Linked DNA regions of Homo sapiens: region 2 is linked to region 1. A link is an interaction called in ENCODE POLR2A ChIA-PET data of the cell type or tissue named here. Cell type or tissue: Caco-2. All regions are shown on one strand. Links, peaks and the distances in the headings refer to the core of each region. The heading gives the core; the rest is flanking DNA. Region 1 has its middle 30 kb from the start of PPM1H. Region 2 overlaps PPM1H (protein phosphatase, Mg2+/Mn2+ dependent 1H).

Region 1 (2,919 bases), core at 130-2,629:
TGTTAACTTTGGAGGTCAAGGGCAATGTCTTTCATCCTTATTTTCCTAGGGTTTGGTATAGCATATGGAAAATAACGGGTCTTCAGTAAGTATCTACTGAAAGAACTGATGGGTGAGTGGGTCTAAATTCTGTTTTTGATGAAGGCTTTCCTGATCCCTCAAATTCACTCTGATGTCTCCATCCTCTGAAATCCTAACATATTATCCGTATTCTCTGAATAACTCAATTCATTTAATTATATATGTTGACATAACTTTTATGTTTATGTAACTCTTGTGCAGCAACTTAATTTTCCAATTTTCTCTTTCTTTATGCACAATTAGATTTTAGTTAGTTAAGAGCAAATGCCAATTTGTGTTCTTTGAATTTTCTCAGCAGCTAGCAGAAGATTTTGCACACTGAAGGTACATAGCAAATGTTTCTTCAATATATGATGAAGAACAAACAAGTAAGTAGATGAATGGCATTTTCTCAGCTGAAAATAGAATCTACGGTAACTGTTTTCAAGTCCTAGCTTGCCTCCTAACTACCTGAGTGCAGAAATGCTTTCCCCTCATTGGCTTCAGTTTCTTTTCTCTTTTTTTGAGACGAAGTCTCACTCTGTTGCCCAAGCTGGAGTGCAGTGATGAGATCTCGGCTCACTGCAACCTCTGCGTCCCATGTTCAAGCGATTCTCCTGCCTCAGCCTCTCAAGTAGCTGGGACTAGAGGCATGCACCACCATGCCCAGCTAATTTTTCTATTCTTAGTAGAGATGGGGTTTCACTATGTAGGCCAGGCTGGTCTCGGACTCCTGACCTTGTGATCCACCTGCCTTGGCCTCTTAAAGTGCTGGGATTACAGGCATGATGAGCCACTGTGCACATCCTGGCCTCAGTTTCCTTATATGTAAAATGAAGAGGTGGTTTGAGTGATTCTGAAGATACTTCCAGCTCTGGCATCCTGTGACTCTATGAATTTAGAAATCTGTCATGCAAGAGGAGTTCAGGTGTAAATTTTGTTACTATAAATCACTTGCTCATCTAACAGGAATTGTTTACATGTAGCTGATGGTCTAATTTTTAAATGTTCAGAGTCCTAAAATTATGAACAGATTATATGTCAAAAATTAATTTGTAATATACAAGGTATATTATGGTTGAACTAGTTTTTGTGGTCTTAGGCTGGAAATTAAACACCTAGTATATAGAAGCAATAATATTTCAAGTATACATATTCATTTATAGCATTATTTCTATGGGAAAATGCACCCAGAATTCTAACTAGGATCTTCAAGAACAACTCTCCCCAGGTCAGTGCATGGAGCAGAAAGAGAAGGGAAAGGGATAGAATGTCTTCATGACTTTAATCCTAGTATTTGAAAAAAAAAAATCAAACCTTGCACCTACAAATTTCTGTCTTGATCCAGAAAGTCATTAGCATAAAAAAGATAATAGTGGCCTTCTCACCTAACGCCACCAACATGGTGTTCAGGCGCTTCGTGGAGGTTGGCCGGGTGGCCTATGTCTCCTTTGGACCTCATGCCGGAAAATTGGTCGCGATTGTAGATGTTATTGATCAGAACAGGGCTTTGGTCGATGGACCTTGCACTCAAGTGAGGAGACAGGCCATGCCTTTCAAGTGCATGCAGCTCACTGATTTCATCCTCAAGTTTCCGCACAGTGCCCGCCAAAAGTATGTCCAACAAGCCTGGCAGAAGGCAGACATCAATACAAAATGGGCAGCCACACGATGGGCCAAGAAGATTGAAGCCAGAGAAAGGAAAGCCAAGATGACAGATTTTGATCGTTTTAAAGTTATGAAGGCAAAGAAAACGAGGAACAGAATAATCAAGAATGAAGTTAAGAAGCTTCAAAAGGCAGCTCTCCTGAAAGCTTCTCCCAAAAAAGCACCTGGTACTAAGGGTACTGCTGCTGCTGCTGCTGCTGCTGCTGCTGCTAAAGTTCCAGCAAAAAAGATGACGGCCGCGAGTAAAAAGGCTTCAGCCCAGAAGGTTCCTGCCCAGAAAGCCACAGGCCAGAAAGCAGCACCTGCTCCAAAAGCTCAGAAGGGTCAAAAAGCTCCAGCCCAGAAAGCACCTGCTCCAAAGGCATCTGGCAAGAAAGCATAAGTGGCAATCATAAAAAGTAATAAAGGTTCTTTTTGACCTGTTGGCAAATGTAAAAAAAAAAAAAAAGATAATAGTGAGTATTTTATTATTTCAGGAAGGTAAAACAGATCTTTTAAAATGGCTCGTTGTATCATTATGTTCTCATTTAGTTATTTTCAGTATTTACTTTTTCTTTGTAAAATAAACGTGAAAGTGGCTTGTTAAATTTTTTTTAGAGAAATCTGAGTAATCTTCCCAGAGGCTCCTGAAGAAGATTTAACTTTTTTCTCATCTGATTTTCATATAATGTATTCAATTCTACAAGTTCTATTGCTAAAATGCCACACTGTGTGAGTGATGTCCATGTTTGGTGACTAAATTAACTATGTGACAAAACTGATATTTTCTTAAGGAAAAGTCTAATTTCATGAGGAAGTATTTGGTAGTTCATGGTGGTGTTAGATATGAGTTCTAAATTTCTTTACAAAGAATCAATATGTCAGTATGTTCAATTCTTTGCCTTCTATTTTTAAACTTCACTTCCTCATAAAGCAACCTTTTTCGATCACCTGCTCCACCCTGACTCATTTCAATCACCTGCTCCACCCTGACTCATTCCCATTACCGGCTACCTGGTCTGCCCTGACTCATTCCTTACCCTGCATAACCATTTTTTCCTGCCAAGCCATTCACCCTGTCACTTTCTTTCAATTAGCCAATGAGAATTAGTTTAGATGCTGCGGTATAACCCTAGCCAATAGGGGAACAACACAGCAGCAGGGGCCGCCTGCGTCAGGGATAAGAACCCCTTCCCCTCCCTTGTCCAAGTG
Region 2 (2,919 bases), core at 117-2,616, 130 kb before region 1:
AAGACAGTACAATATCAAAACTGAGAAAATGACATTGATACAATACTCTCACCCAGACTCCTGACCTTATTCAAATTTCACCATTTCTTACATCAAATAGCTTTTAGTACTAAAAATGGTATCAATTTCCATAAGCCAACACACACATGCCACAACCAAATAGGAAATGGAAAGCAAATTGAGATTTGAGTGCCGCAAGATGTAAGCGAGCGTGTTTCAAAGCACACTTCTGCCAAACTCTGGAACTCTATGGAGGTGTTTCAGAAATTTTAACATTTTCTTTATTTTAAAAATGTATACACATTTTTAAAAAATGCAATAATTTAAAAGTTCATTCCCATCTGTACATGTGATCAAATAAATGCAAGTTGACATATTTTGGGCAGCTTTAGCATATTAAGCCATCTATCTTTTCAATTGACCATATCATTGATTGGAAGGAGAATTTTTTTTTTAACTACTATTTGCAATTACTTATCTGAAAGTTCTAACGAAAAGATCATATCAGTCATCTATTTCCTCAATTTCAAATTTCTGTATCAATAAAAAGGGCTTCGCTGGTCCTATCGGGTTTACTACTAATTTCAACTTTAGCATATTTCTATAAACAAAAGCCTATGTTTACTTATTTCACATATTACAGTATTTCCTAAGATTTGTCTTTAAGTGGACTGTTGCTTACAAAGTTTGACAATTGTTGTCCTGGGGCTTGTCAAATTGGCCTCGGGGGCTTATCACACACTCTCAGGGGCTGAGCAGTGGGGAAAGGGAGGATTCAATGTCTATTTTCTTGTCCCACCTTCAAGGAAATGCATTTCCTCTTTCCTCTAAGGAAAGACATTTTCATATGGCTTAAGGATAAAATGTAAATATTAGGGACACAATGAGGCTACCTGCATGATGGTTAATCCTACCGCATTTACTGCCTGAGCTAAGCAACTTATCAGAAGCTCCACAGCCAGGAAGTGGCACAGCTGGGATTCAGAATGAGCCTATCTTGACCCCTAACCCAACCTCTTCCTATTGTGCCCTGGGGACATCAGTCTGTGACAGGTTGAGCTGGACTGTGGGGAAGCATAGAATAAAAAAATCAGGCAAGGTCTGGTCCAGGCCTGAGAGGGCGGGCCTTTCCCAGCATCTCTGGCTATTGGAGGAGTCTGGGAAAAGGCCCAGGAAAGAGGAAAGAACAGGTGGCTCAGATCTGCCTGTCCCTAGAGAAGCTCATGCTATCCAGGCCAAGTCACTGGGGGGGCCTGCTGCTGAAGCTCGTAGTACAGAACATGCATTCGTCTGGAACGTGCCTTTTACATCTCTCCTCAGAGAACCAAACCAGGCAGAGGAAGGAGGTCCAAAATACCACCTGCCTCCTCTCGGTCACTGGTGGTGACTTCCCAAGCAACATGTTTGGGGTGGATTTTTTACTGGGTGATGTTATACCACCATGGTGTCCCAAATGTGCGCCTTCCCTGGGGAAAGCTCAAGTGGGGGTTCAGCTGGGAAAACCTGTTCATGACAACCATCCCTCCATACTGTCATCCGTACAAGATCCTGGATGCTATTTCCAGAACTTGGCATCACTCTGACCACTGGCACCTAATCTTGGGCTGTAGAAAGGTGTTTTTTCCTTTGGTTTCGTTTTTTGAACCAAAAAAGCATCGCTGATCTCCAACAGCTACATGCCAAGGTGACTCATCCACCACTGCCGTTTCCAACAGACAACAAAGCTACTATAATTACATAAATCACGAATCCCTGTCCCCTTAACGTGCTTCGTCTCCTGTCTTTCCCTGAGTGGTTATTAAACTCCAAAGTTGACCTAACTTCAGCAAGAGGTCTTAGAAACTTCATTGCATGCATATGAGAAAACCAGTGACCTGGATGATCATGACTGGCGCAAGGTCACACAGCTAAATGCGAACACACTTGGGAGTTCTGAGAGCTTTCTGCTTCAGCTCTTGGGTTGTTTTATTTTCCTATTGTGCATCTATTCTTGTCGGTGCCTGGTTCAGAGGTCTGTCCTGCAATGACTCAAACCCAGGGAACTGTGAAAGAACAATTACTGGTGCCCTTACTTTGCCATTTCATGTTGAACGTAGCTTATGAATAGCACTAATGAAGTATCAGACAGTCAGAAATGTCAATCTAATGGGAAGATGGTGGTCCCACCTATGTAAGCCTGTTTTGTCAGAAACCTGATTACCATTCAGATGATAAAATATTAATTTAAATATTAAATTTTAAATATCAATTTAAAGTCACTGTGTTTAAAAAAAAAATGCCACAACTCTTATCCCCTATTTTATATTATTTCAACTCCCCTACTTTACACAGCTTTAGTAGAAAGGCCTCATTCTTCTCAATCTCATTTGGCTCTAACAAGTTTGACCAGTATCAACTTAAATATTTTATTTTGCACTTCAAAGGTAAATGCTTTGTTAACTATATGTGAACAAAATCTTTAATTTTATAAAAAGTAATTGAGAAAAACTTTGTTTCACAAGCTGAGGAGCAGCATGCTGTTAACAGATTCAACAGATTCCTTAAAGGCAAGCAGGTGGACCAGGGGCACCACTCCATTGCTGTATGCTCCAGCGTAAAGTCAGTACCACCTTGAGGTCAACAGGAAAAACGACTATGCTATCTACATTCTTGGCCTAAACAATACTTACGCATGATGCTTATTTTGAAGGCTTTAAAGAAATGCTGGTGGACCACGAATCATCATACCTTTGGTCACATTATTTTCCAGTTTACAAAGAGGGAAAGTATTTTTCTGGAAATTAAACTGGAGGTAATAAGTCATGGTGGTTCTTAACAAAAACTATCTCCCTAGAATACAGCACATAGCAGGTGCTCAACAAATGTTTACTGAATGAATGAATCTGACAGAAATCAACTCTGCTACTTCCTAGGTGTGGA

What was found. Peaks named below come from ENCODE experiments on the same cell type or tissue, not always from the same donor. Only the 100,000 strongest peaks of a DNase experiment are listed, where the experiment ranks them.
Region 2: POLR2A ChIA-PET joins it to region 1 with 6 read pairs; 3 of 35 experiments call an interaction of 5 or more read pairs at or near these places.

What each region holds. Positions count from the first base shown.
Region 1 is chr12:62,963,863-62,966,781 of GRCh38, forward strand. It overlaps the pseudogene RPL14P1. Among named protein-coding and RNA genes, the nearest start is that of PPM1H, 30 kb to the left of the region's middle. In Caco-2, for the core only: no CTCF peak of the experiment used is centred there; no DNase peak of the experiment used is centred there.
Region 2 is chr12:62,833,465-62,836,383 of GRCh38, forward strand. The region is part of intron 1 of PPM1H (protein phosphatase, Mg2+/Mn2+ dependent 1H); the gene reads right to left. Among named protein-coding and RNA genes, the nearest start is that of PPM1H, 100 kb to the right of the region's middle. In Caco-2, for the core only: no CTCF peak of the experiment used is centred there; a DNase peak (open chromatin) is centred at 1,097.